Linked DNA regions of Homo sapiens: region 1 is linked to region 2. Evidence: chromatin loops called from intact Hi-C (ENCODE). Cell type or tissue: A673. All regions are shown on one strand. Links, peaks and the distances in the headings refer to the core of each region. The heading gives the core; the rest is flanking DNA.

Region 1 (6,289 bases), core at 641-5,640, 620 kb before region 2:
TACAGGCACATACTCCTAAATGAGCTTTTCAATCTTGTCTATTAAGCTAGGTTACAGGTGGTGCACAAGGACTCAAACGTAGAAGTATGAAGTCCTTCTCAGGCCATATGTAGTTTGCTTTAACAATAATAAGTGGCTGAGCACAGTGGCTCACACCTGTAATCCCAGCACTTTGGGAGGCTGAAGTGAGTGGATCATCAGGTCAGGAGTTCGAGACCAGCCTAACACAGTAAAACCCCTTTCTACTAAAAATACAAAAATTAGCCAGGCGTGGTGGCAGGCGCCTATAATCCCAGCTACTCAGGAGGCTGAGGCAGGAGAATTGCTTGAACTCAGGAGGCAGACGGTGCAGTGAGCTGAGATGGTGCCACTGCACTACAGCCTGGGCAACAGAGCAAGACTCTGTCTCAAAAATAAATAAATAAATAAATAAATGGCAGAATTGGAGTCTGCTCTCTATACTTCAGCAGAAATCGCCCATGAGTGGAAGAAACATTTTCAAAGGAGTGATAAACCATCCCACACCTACCATCTAGCAAACAAGATGGATGCTGAAGGGAGTCACAGAACATAGAAATGTAATGTCATCCTCCACCCCAATCTCTCTGTCTCTCTCAGCTCCACCCCATCTTTCTCTCTCTCTCTCTCTCTCTCCCCTTCTCTCATTATTGGATTAATCCTTAGGTCTCCTTGATGCCATTCATGGCAGACAGCAGCTGTACACCTTTTCCTTCATTTCAGGAAACTCAGACATGACACTTCTGAAGATCCCAGGTTGTCTCACTTTTATGCCCTAGAGACAGATTCAGGCCCTACCATGGCCACGAAAGTCAGAAGTGTATAAAATTCCAGTTAGACAGGAGGAATGAGCTTTTGACATCTGTTGCACAAAAGTTTAAGTATGTGAAGAGACGGCTATGTCTATTAGCTTGACTTAATCATTCCACAATGTATACATATATCAAAACATCACACTGTTCCTCCAAAATATCTACAATTATTATTTCTCCATTTTTTATTTATTATGTTTTGAGATGAAGTCTCACTCTGTCACCCAGGTTGGAGTGCACTGGCGCGATCTCAGCTTACTACAACCCCCACCTCCCAGGTTCAGGCGATTCTCCTGCCTTGGCCCACCGAGTAGCTAGGATTACAGGCACCTGCCACCACATGTGACTAATTTTTGTATTTTTAATAGAGACGAGGTTTTACCATGTTGGCCAGGCTGGTCTCAAAGTCCTGACCTCAGGTGATCCACCCTCCTCAGCCTCCCGAAGTGCTGAGATTACAGGTGGGAGCCACGGCACCCAGGCTATTTGTACATTTTTTTAAAATTGTGTTTAAAGGAAAGGAAAGAAAGTCATAGTATTCCTAGGGAGAACTTCCTAAATAGGCAGAGGAATTCAAATAAGAGGGGAAGGTCTACCTGCAGATAGTGGATCATTCAAACTGATACAGCTTTAAGATAATTGTCAAATCCCTGGAGGAAACAGGGATTTTACTCCAGGGATTTGTTTTACTCCAGTAAAACAGGGAGGGGGTGTTGGGAAGGGAGAAGATTCCTAAGAGTTTGTCTTCCCAGATCACACCAGTATTTTCCAAAGTGTAGAAAATGTGCTCGTGGCATATAAAATTATTCGAGTTGAACACAGCATTGCAAAACATCTCATCACACAGTCAAACGGTCACTCTCTGTCTATTGGTTTTCAACCCTCCCAATTAATGCAAAGAGAAAGTCTCCCTGGATGAGTTTGTCTTTAAGAACTGGAACCCTTCCTAATCCTTTTTAACTTACAGAGCCCTTGCCTCTGGCTAAGAGTCTTCCCCAGCAAATGTACCCAAGTGGAATGGAATACCATTGTCTCCTTTGTCACTGTCTTCACTTTGCTGTTTTTACATGTAAGCTTTTATTTTTCAATTGGCAATTCATTTTTTAACTTTTTAATATTTATATAATGGTTGAAAGGTTTGCAAATCTGTCTTTAATTCCATTCTAGTTGTTTGCCTTTTTTTTTTGAGACGGAGTCTCACACTCTCTCCCAGGCTGGAATGCAGTGGTGCGATCTCAGCTCACTGCAACCTCCGCTTCCCAGGTTCAAACTATTCTCCTGCCTCAGCCTCCCTAGTAGCTGGGATTACAGGTGCCCGCCACCACAACCAGCTAATTTTTTGTATTTTTTTAGTAGAGACAGGGTTTCACTATGTTGGCCAGGCTGGTCCCAAATACCTGACCTCATGATCCACCCGCCTCGGCCTCCAAAGTGCTGGGATTAAAAGTATGAGCCATCATGCCCAGAATGTTTGCCCATTTTTACATATATTTTACAATTGGAAGAAAGGAAAGAAAGAGGAAAAGAAGGAAGAAGGAGGAAGGAAGGAAGGAGAAGGGGAAGGGGAAGGGAAGGGAAAGGGAGGGAGGGAAGGAAGGAGAGAAGGAAGGAAAATGAAGGAAGGAGGGAGGGAGGGAAGGAAGGAAGGAAGGAAGGAAGGAAGGAAGGAAGGAAGGAAGGAAGGACTTATGTAGAAAAAAACCTAAGGGATGTAAACCATCCAACGCTTTTTTAAAAACACTGTATTGATTTTTATGCTTAGCGTTAGCATTTATTTCCTCTTTATGACATTGGGTTTCCATTTATAGTAGTGACAAAGTTTCCTGTTTAAAATAGTCTATTAATTTAATTTTAAAATGAGTTGGCTTTATATCAAGTAAAAAAACAGAACATGGATATAGATACAGCAGAAATCACACAGGTGGTAAGCGAATGACTCAAGTTTGGGTAACACTGGGAAGCTTGATTCTTTTTTTAATATTTGGCTTCCTGAAGTTTAACTCTTGGAAATGTGAGGCACATCCGCTCCTGGGGCAGAGGCAGGAAGGCTCAAAGGCGGCGCCGGTGGGAGGGAGCAGAGGGTGTCAGGATGTGCTCTCCCAGACATCCCAGGAAGTTCCCAGCATCTTGGATCCAGCTGCTGGCTTGTCAAGGTCCTTGCTCTGGGTTAATAAGCTGGGAACAGACGGAGAGCTAGTGTATAGATCGAGATGGCGGATTTTCAAGGAGGCAATTTAATGAGCAGTGGTTTGAATTGAGACCAATTTTAATGTCTTTTCTGTTTTCCACCAACTGTCACAGAAATTGCCACAAATGATGTCTTAATTCTGTTCCCTAGCGGGTCTCTGATATGGCAAAGGATGAATTTTAAATTGTTTGATCAGAATTAGCAACATTAGTCACTGCCAATAGCCTTTTAATTTCCACAGAGCTGCCAAGGGGAGCAAAAATAGAATTGTGAGGAGAGTTCCAGCAGGCAGATGTGCTCCTGGCAGAAGAGGCCTCGTGGTCTGCTGGAGGTGTCTTCAGGTGCTCTGGGGTTGGTGGAGCAAGGCCAGGGAGGTGGTCGGGGGGCAAGCGGTTTTAGCCCCAGCTTTCCACTTCCTCTGGGTGGCAAGGGTTTGCTGTCCCAAGAAACTGTGGATCCCGGCCGGGCACGGTAGCTCACACCTGTAATCCCAGCACTTTGGGAGGCCGAGGCAGGTGGATCACCTGAGGTCAGGAGTTCGAGACCAGCCTGGCCAACACAGTGAAACCCAGTCTCTACTAAAAATACAAAAATTAGCTGGGCGTGGTAGTAGGCACCTGTAATCCCAGCTACTTGGGAGGCTGAGGCAGGAGAATCACTTGAACCGGGGAGGTGGAGGTTGTAGTAAGCCAAGATTGTGCCACTGCACTCCAGCCTGGGTGACAGAGCAAGACCCCATCTCAAAAAAAAAAAAGGAAGGAAGGAAGGAAGGAAGGAAGGAAGGAAGGAAGGAAGGAAGGAGGGAAGGAAGGAAGGAAGAAAGGAACGAACTGTGGATTACGAGGGTGGTACATCGTGGACCTGCCACTCCTGCGTGAAGATCAAATTCCCCTCCTCCTGTCTCTGGCTACAACTTCCCAGGTCCCCAGGGCATGTGCCGTTTGCTCCTAATGGCAGTGCTGCATTCCCACCCAGCAGCCAGACTGACCTTTTCATTCCTAAAACAGTCCAGGCACTGTGGCTCATGCCTGTCATCCCAGCACTTTGGGAGACCAAGGAGGGAGGATGGCTTGAGCCATGGAGTTCAAGACTAGCCTGGATAAGATAGCAAGACCCTCATCCCTACAAAAAAAAAAAAAATTTAAACTTACCCAGGCATGGTGGCTCATGTCTGAAATTTTAGCACTTTGGGAGGCTGAGGCAGGAGAGTCACTTGAGGCCAGGAATTAGAGGCCAGCCTGGACAACATAGTGAGACCCTATCTCTATAAATTTTTTGTTAATTAACTGAGCATAGTGGCGGGCACCTATTGTCCCAGCTAGTTGAGAGGCTGAGGCAGGAAGATTACTTGAGCCCAGGAGTTCGAGGCTGCAGTGAGCTATAGTCACGCCACTGTACTCCAGCATGGGTGACAGAGAGAGACCCTGTGTCATTAAAAAAAAAAAAAAAAAAATCCTAAAACAGGCAACAATACTCCTCTGCTTAAAACTCTCCAAGTGAGACTATTATTCTAAGTGAAGTAACTCAGGAAAGGAAAACCAAACATCATATGTTCTCACTCATAAGTGGGAGCTAAGCCATGAGGATGTAAAGATATAAGAATGACATAATCAACTTTGGGGACTCAGGGGAAAGGATGGGAAGCAGGTGAGGGATAAAAGACTATAAAATGGGTGCAGTATATACTGCTTGGGTGATGAGTGCACCAAAGTCTCACAGATCACCACTAAAGAACTTACTCATGTAACCAAACACCACCTGTTCCCCTAAAATCTATGGAAATTTAAAACATAATAATAATAAATTAAATTAAACTCTCTAAGGGGCTTTTTCTTGCACTTAGACAAAAACTAAATTTTTTGCCATGGCCCACAAGCCCTGACCTGCTCACTGTACTCTGGCCTTCTTGCTCCTGGGGGAATGTCCCACTGTACTTGGGATAAAAACCTAAAATCTTGGCCGGGCGCAGTGGCTCACGCCTATAATCCCAGCACTTCGGGAGGCCAAGGTGGGTGGATGACTTGAGGTCAGGAGTTTGAGACCAGCCTGGCCAACAGGGTGAAACCCTGTCTCTAATAAAAATACAAAAATTAGCCAGGCGTGGTGTCGGGCGCCTATAATCCCAGCTACTTAGGAGGCTGAGGCAGGAGAATCACTTGCACCAGGGAGGCAGAGGCTGCAGTGAGCCGAGACTGTGCCATTGTAGAGCCAGACTCCATCTCAAAAAAAAAAAAAAAAATCTGAAATTTTTACAGTGAGCAACAAGGCACTGCATGAGTGTTCACTGCCTTCTTCTCCCGCCTTGTCTTACATCCTGTTCTCCCTCACTCACTGCTTTTATCCATCCCTAGAACAAGCTCATCTCTTTCCAGCCCTGGGGCCTTTGCTCATGCTGTCTCCCCATCCCTGCCCTTCCCTACAATAATCCCGTGACTGACTACTTCTCAACCTGCGTGTTTCCCCTTAAATCTTCTCTCATGAGAGAGATCTCCCTGACCACATTCGCAAAGGTAGGTTCCCACCCCTGTAGATCCTAACACAACGCATGGTATGTCCTAAAAGCACTTATGGTCAGATATAGTGGCTCATGCCTATAATCTCAGCACTTTGGAAAGCCAAGGTGGGAGGATCACTTGGGATCAGGAGTTCAAGACCAGCCTGGACAACATAGCAAGACGCCATCTCTACAAAAAATAATTTAGGCCAGGTGTGGTGGCACGCATCTGTAATCTCAACACTTCAGGAGGCCAAGGAGGGAGGATCACTTGAGCCCAGGAGTTTGAGGCCAGCCTGGCCAACATTGGGAGACTCCATTTCTACAAAAAAAAAAAAAAATTAGCTGGATGTGGTGGTGCATGCTGTGGTCTCAGGTACTCAGGAGGCTGAGGCTTGCGGAGCTCTTGAAGCCAAGAGTTTGAGGCCACAATGAGATGATCACGCCACTGCACTCTAGCCTGGGCAACAGAGCAAGACCCTGTCTCAAAAAAAAAAAACATCATTTATCACAGCTTATTCTTCTGTATTTGTTTGTTTGGGTTTTGTTTTGTTTTGTTTTGTGTTTTTGCTTGTTTTTCAAGACAGGGTCTCCCTCTGTCGCCTAGGCTGGAATGCAGTGGCACAATCTCGGCTCACTGCAACATTCACCTGCCAGGTTCAAGTGCTTCTCCCACCTCAGCCTCCCAAGTAGCTGGGATTACAGGCATGCACCATCACCCCTCATTAATTTTTGTAATTTTTTTTACTAGAGACAGCGTTTCACCAAGTTGTCTAG
Region 2 (6,289 bases), core at 439-5,438:
AGGCTTTTGAGCGATGATGTGGTTTGCTTGGGTAAGAGGCGGAGTCAGGATTTGAACCCACGTCTTTGCTCGGAGACTCCTGCTCTTTCCATATCCTAACAATACCTCTTGGAGACCATGAAGAGGCAGCCCCCATCCTCCAGGACAGACTCAAGGACACACATATATATATATATAAAATTTTAAAAGCTACTGCCTTACCAGGCATAACAGGGCTGCATAGCTCTGAGCTCTTCCAGAAGTCTCAAAGTCACACTGACAAGGTTAGGAAATAAAGGTGGTGAAATTTCTTCCTTGTAGTAAGTGGATCCTGGGACCTTCTTCTTTTGCCAGAGCTTTTGATGTTCCTGGGGTAAGAGACATCCCCTGCTCTGCGTAAGAGCATTGACCGCTCGGGGCTTCCTGACCTCACAAGCATCATGGAAGACTGCTTTCCCCACTGAGCAGCTCTTTGAACAGCATGATAATGAAGCAGTCACAAACACTTTTTCTGTTTGTTTTTGGTGTGAACATCTTTGCTTCTTTCTGGGGTTGCTTTTCCCTTGACTTGTAGCAAAGCATTTTTGCGTCTAAAATATCTCTGCACTGGGGCACACACGTTTACCATTGATGAAACAATGGCCTGCCAATATTTTATTTTATTTTATTTTTTTGAGATGGAGTCTCACCCTGTCACCCAGGCTAGAGTGCAGTGGCACAATCTCAGCTCACTGTGACCTCCGCCTCCCAGGTTCAAGCGATTCTCCTGCCTCAGCCTCCCAAGTAGCAGGGATTAGAGGCCTGTGCCACCAAGCCCAGCTAATTTTTGTGTTTTTAGTAGAGACGGGGTTTCACCATGTTGCCCAGGCTAGTTTTGAACTTCTAACCTCAGGTGATCCACCTGTCTCAGCCTCTCAAAGTGCCGGGATTACAGGTGTGGGCCACCACACCCAGCCAACATTTTAATATTACTAGTAATTCCGTGTAATAACCACAGGTATCATCTATTGAGTTCCTACTGTATGCCATCCAAGACGTGGTACTGTGTGGATGGTGTCACTCCTAAAAAGATATGCTCATGTACTAAGCCCCAGTACCTGCGAATGTGACTTATTCAGAAAGAGCATCTTTGCAGGTGTAATTCAGACTCTCGAGATGAGATAATCTTGGACTAACTTGGTGGGCCCTAAATCCTATGACAAATGTCCTTATGAGAAGGGGAGAAGGTGGCCACGTGTGGATGGAGGTAGGGATTGGAGTGACATAGCCACAAGCCAGGGAGCATCACAGATTGCCAACGGCTCCCAGGACATAAGAGAGGCGGGGAAGGATTCTCCCCTAGAACCATCAAAGGGAACACAGTCCCATTGATATCTTGATTTTGTACTTCTGGCCTCCAGAACTGTAAGAGACTAAATTCCTGTTGCTTGGAAGCCACCCAGTTTGCCTTCATGTGTTACAGTGGCCACAGGAAATACATACCACCACCTGATCTAAGAACAAGGCCCCCCCACCGCCACTGCCCACCTATTTTTCTGCATCCTCACACTTATTTCCTCTGTGACACGTCACAGCCTGCAATGATCTTTGTTTCCTTGCTTCCTGTCTACTCTGTCTCCTGTGCCCATCTGTGAACTCCATGAGGGCAGTGGCCTTGTTCGATGAGGTGTCCCCAGGCCCTAGGACAGGGCTTGGCCCTCACTGGGGACCCAAAGGCATTTGTTTCTGAATGAATGCATGCGCTCAGGATTGAGTTCAGTGCTTTTGAAAACACTGCCGGTGGCATGCCTGTAATCTCCGCACTTTGGGAGGCCAGGGTGGGTGGATCACTTGAGGTCAGGAGTTCAAGAGCAGCCTGACCAATATGGTGAAATGCCGTCTCTACTAAAAAAAATACAAAAATTCGCCAGGAGGGATGGCGGGCGCCTATAGTCCCAGCTCCTCAGGAGGCTGAGACAGGAGAATTGCTTGAACCCAGGAAGTGGAGGTTGCAGTGATCTGAGATGGCACCATTGCATTCCAGCCTGGGTGACAGAGCGAGACTCAATCTCAAAAAAAAAACAAAAAACAAAAAACAAAATCAAAAAAGAAAAAAGAAAACATTGCCAATCAGGAAAACAACCCTGCAGGGAGGTCTTAGGTCTTAAATATTTTTTACAAATGAGGAAATGAGGGCTCACAGAGGTGAAGGGACTTACCTAAGGTCACATGGTGAGTAAGAGTGTCTGGCTGGCCTCAGACCCAAGATCCTTCTCTCCCAAGAACATCAACAGGGAATGACAGAACTGAGGTGGAAATCCAAGGTTCAGGAAGTTTGCTTTTGAGTCCAGCGCAGTAGCTGTCCCCACATCATCCCTCTCTAGCTGTTAAAGGCAGACACCTTTCACAGCTGCAGGGGCTGTGGGAGAAGGAAAGGGCCAATTAGATCTGCAGAGTAGAGGGAAGGGAAGTGGCTTTCGTTGAGGGCTTGAGCCCAAGTCATCTGCTATGGTCCTCATGTCAAGATGAATATGGTCCAGTTCCATTTTTCAAATGAGAAAATTGAAGCTCATTGAGGCAGCTCCTCTGAAGTCACATGGCTAGTAAGAACCACGCTCAGGTCTGACTCTAAATACTCCATGCTTTCCTTTAAAATTTACTGCCTCAAATGGAAGGTCTATGATCATGTGGACTTAGCCTGGCATCTCTGAATTGACACATGGCTGTCTGAGTCTCTTAAGGCACCACTTTCACCTGACATTACAGCAATTTATGTCTACATGTGAACTTCCTTTCTGAATTATAAGTTCCAAGGAGGTGGGATTTATGTCTGATCCAACTTTGTACCTCTACAATACCCATCCCAAAATAAAGCACCTATTAGATGCTCAGTAAATGCTCAATTTCCTTCCTTCCTTCCTTCCTTCCTTCCTTCCTTCCTTCCTTCCTTCCTTCCTTCCTTCCTTCCTGCTCTCATTCATTAACTCAGCCATCCATTGCACAGGGAGCATGTACTACATTCTAGGTTCTGTGTTGCAAGTTATTGGGCATTCAGGGATGTGCAAGAATACATCACAAGAAAGAAGAAATTTTCCAGGTCCTGCTGGCCTTTGATTCCTGCCACCTCTGTCCTGCTCCATCATATCCTTTCCCGCTTGCCAGTGCCTGGGAGAGCCCCTGGCCCCTGCCAGTTCCCTCCAGCCAGAGACCAGTGGGGACACCCCTGCAGTTCAAGTTGGGGTTTATTACTCAGTGCAGCAAAGGAGAACACACTCCATGGGGAGCTGTGGGGTGTCTCAGCAAGAGGTTGCCAGGAAGGACTTACGGGATTCGGGCTTTGATGGGGTGTCTTTGGAGGGTCTGAGGATGTGGAGGTTTGTTCTGGACTGGGTAATATCAGGAAGTGGAGACAATTCTGTGACCAAATATCTCCATCTTATCTATAGGGAGGCAGACTGGCTGTGATTGAGAAAGCAGGGACAGTCATATGAGCTGGGAGAAGGAGGCGTTTGATATTTTGTGGGTGGCACAGAGACCTTGTTTACACCTCTGCTTGGGCAGCCTGTGAGGTGCCCTTGCTGGGTCTCATTGTATTGTGGTCTCAGATGACCTCGTCTGATGTCGGAGTTCCAAGAGATTATATCCAGCAGAACACCGCAGTCTAGCTATGAGCGCCATGCCAGTTCCCAGAAGCTGGAAACTGTTTCTTTCTTTCTCTCCATCACAGGAGTTCATTAGAGGCTTGTTGATGAATGGGAATCAGGTCTCCCGGCCTGAGAGATCTGTGTTTGGTTGTAACAGGCTTTCCACATTACCAAAAGGTTTACAAGATTTCATGCATATTATTTCATTTAGATAGCCCAATACCAAGCTGAGAAACAATAACAATGAACACTTGTATTAGGTTTATGATGTGACAAGCACCATTTTAAGAAGTTTGTCCATTTTACCTCTTCCTCAGTACACAATCCTGTAAAGTGCATACTCTTAGTATTCCCATTTAGCTGATGAGAAAACTGAGGCTTGAAGGTTATAAAGTAACTTGCCTACAGACCCTCAGCTGGAAGTGATAGGGCTGACATTGGAACCCTGGTGAGCATAGGTGGCAGGTGTTGCATCATTGTTTACTGAAACAATAAACGGAGAAGTGTGGTGACCAGTTGTCCTGGTTTATCCTGCCTGGTCCCTGTAGACACCTATGGTCATGGTAGATAATTTAATACAGTTGATGATTGTTTGATTCTCAAAAGTGTGATTTGGATGGTCAATCATACGGGTACTCTGTCAACATGCGTGCAAGAGAGGAACTGTCTGCGACTTATTTATTTTTGTCTTCATACCAGTGCTCAGTGTGGAGCTAGACTCACAGCAGACACTCTTAATATGTTTGCTGAATTTAATAAGTTCTAGATCAGTGGGCAGGTGTTTTTACTCTTATTTTGCCAATGAGGCTCAGAGTGGTCCAGTCATTTGTCCAAAGTCACACAGCTTGTATGTCACAGACTCTTTTTCAGTGGTCTTTTGACTGTAACCCCTCACTCTGAAACTACATATCCACCACTTCCCAAGTAACCCAGCCCCCACAAAATTGGTGATGATGATTATTTTCATCATATCCACATTCCAAAGGGGACTATCTTCCCCAAGTGCATTCAGAGATGTGGCTAGCGATGGGAGCATTTCTAAGTAGAACAGAACTTGGAATCAATATTCATGTTCCAAAGCCACAATCCTGGGAAAAAAATGTAGCAAAGAATAGGGCACACACACAAAGAAAGCTAAACCAAATTTCAGCAGGAGATTTTATAGCTCTCTCCTGGGTGGCTTGCTCTTACCCAGGCGTTTAATCGAATGTGGACATCAAGGCAGCTTGCAGCACGACTGGGAAACTCACATGGGGCTGCCATGGCTGCACCAACTCTGGGAAACCTCATTAATTTCTGAACGAGAAATGATTTCCTTTCTTGGCCACAGTCTGAGATGATGGTGTGTGGGGGGATGGATTTTAAAGGACTAGGTTTTTGCATGAGCTGTGGTACTTCCCTGCCCAAGACTTTTCCCTGAAAAAGAAAGAAAGAAAGAAAGAAAGAAGGAAGGAAGGAAAGAAAGAAAGAAAGAAAGAAGGAAAGACCACAGGTCTCATCCCCTGTAATCACATTTTATCACAGGACAGCCTTGGGAGGAAGTTCAGTCTTGTTTTCTTGACTCACCAAAGTTAGTGCCAATTGAGGGACTGAAGGCAAAACATTTTGGTCAGAGTGGAGGTCACGGACCAAGTTATGATTATCACCATCATCTTTATTATTGATAGAGTTATGATTTATTTAGTGCCTGCTCTACGGGACGCAACACTGCACATCTTACTACATTGCCCCGTGTTGCCCAATGATCTTTACAAGTATTATTCTCATGATAATTCTGTGAGCCGTATACTTTTACCTCCATTTCATAAGAAGTGGAAATGGAGGTTCTGAGTAATTAAATGACATGCCCAGGACCCCACAGTCAGCCTGAATTAGAGTGCAAATAATCCGGCTCTGACGTCTATATTCTTCATCGCCATGAGGTCATCTATTGGGCTCCCTCAGTTTTTTTCTTATTTCCTAGAAACTGACATAGTTTCCTGCCTGAGAGCCACACTGTCTAGCTCAAAATTCACTCATTCACTCACTCATTCATTCACTACATTGTCAACACATATCTCTTCAGCACTTACCATGTCCCAGAACAGAACCTCTGCTAGAAACTCAGGGATACAATTGTGCACAGGGAAATAAGATCCTCTTTGCCAAAGAGCTCATGTTCTGTCAGGTGAGACATAAAAGTGACTCAGATGCCCTCAACACTAGGTAATAAATGCCTGTCCCTATGGGGTGCTGAGGGGGCACAGAGGAAGGGCACTTGACTGGGTGGACAGTGGTGAATGCAGTGTAAGGAAAGACTTCCCAGAACAAATGATGCTTAGCCTGCACTGAAGGATAGGAAAGTATTTATTTTCATACCTATCCTATTGCCAAAAGGATTTAAAGATGCTTGGCACCCAGCTCATAGTAAACAACCAATACACATTTGGTAAATGAAGGATGGATAAAAAAAAAACTTTGCACTTGTTTCCCTTTTTTCTTTGGCTGCTGGGAAGCTCAGAGTCAAATAGTGACAGAGGTATAGACCCTGAAACCTTAGACTTCCTCCTCCTCCATTCACCCCTCATCATGGGTCTTGACTTTCTTGTCATTCGTCTTTTCCACTTGCTGATTTTACAAGTTGTATTATTATTTATCTTTGACTGTTTGGGCTTGGGAGTTCTCTAGAAATGGCCCCAGATCCTACT

Evidence for each region. Peaks named below come from ENCODE experiments on the same cell type or tissue, not always from the same donor. Only the 100,000 strongest peaks of a DNase experiment are listed, where the experiment ranks them.
Region 1: it touches region 2 in a loop (20-fold over the local background); 1 of 110 quality-filtered maps calls a loop at or near these places.

What each region holds. Positions count from the first base shown.
Region 1 is chr16:9,196,122-9,202,410 of GRCh38, reverse strand. No RefSeq gene overlaps it. Among named protein-coding and RNA genes, the nearest start is that of HAPSTR1, 110 kb to the right of the region's middle. In A673, for the core only: no CTCF peak of the experiment used is centred there; DNase peaks (open chromatin) are centred at 2,900 and 3,920; H3K27ac peaks cover 4,920 bases.
Region 2 is chr16:8,573,343-8,579,631 of GRCh38, reverse strand. The region is part of intron 2 of TMEM114 (transmembrane protein 114); the gene reads left to right. Among named protein-coding and RNA genes, the nearest start is that of TMEM114, 14 kb to the left of the region's middle. In A673, for the core only: no CTCF peak of the experiment used is centred there; DNase peaks (open chromatin) are centred at 2,841, 2,971, 3,291, 4,751 and 1 weaker place; H3K4me3 peaks cover 3,342 bases; H3K27ac peaks cover 5,000 bases.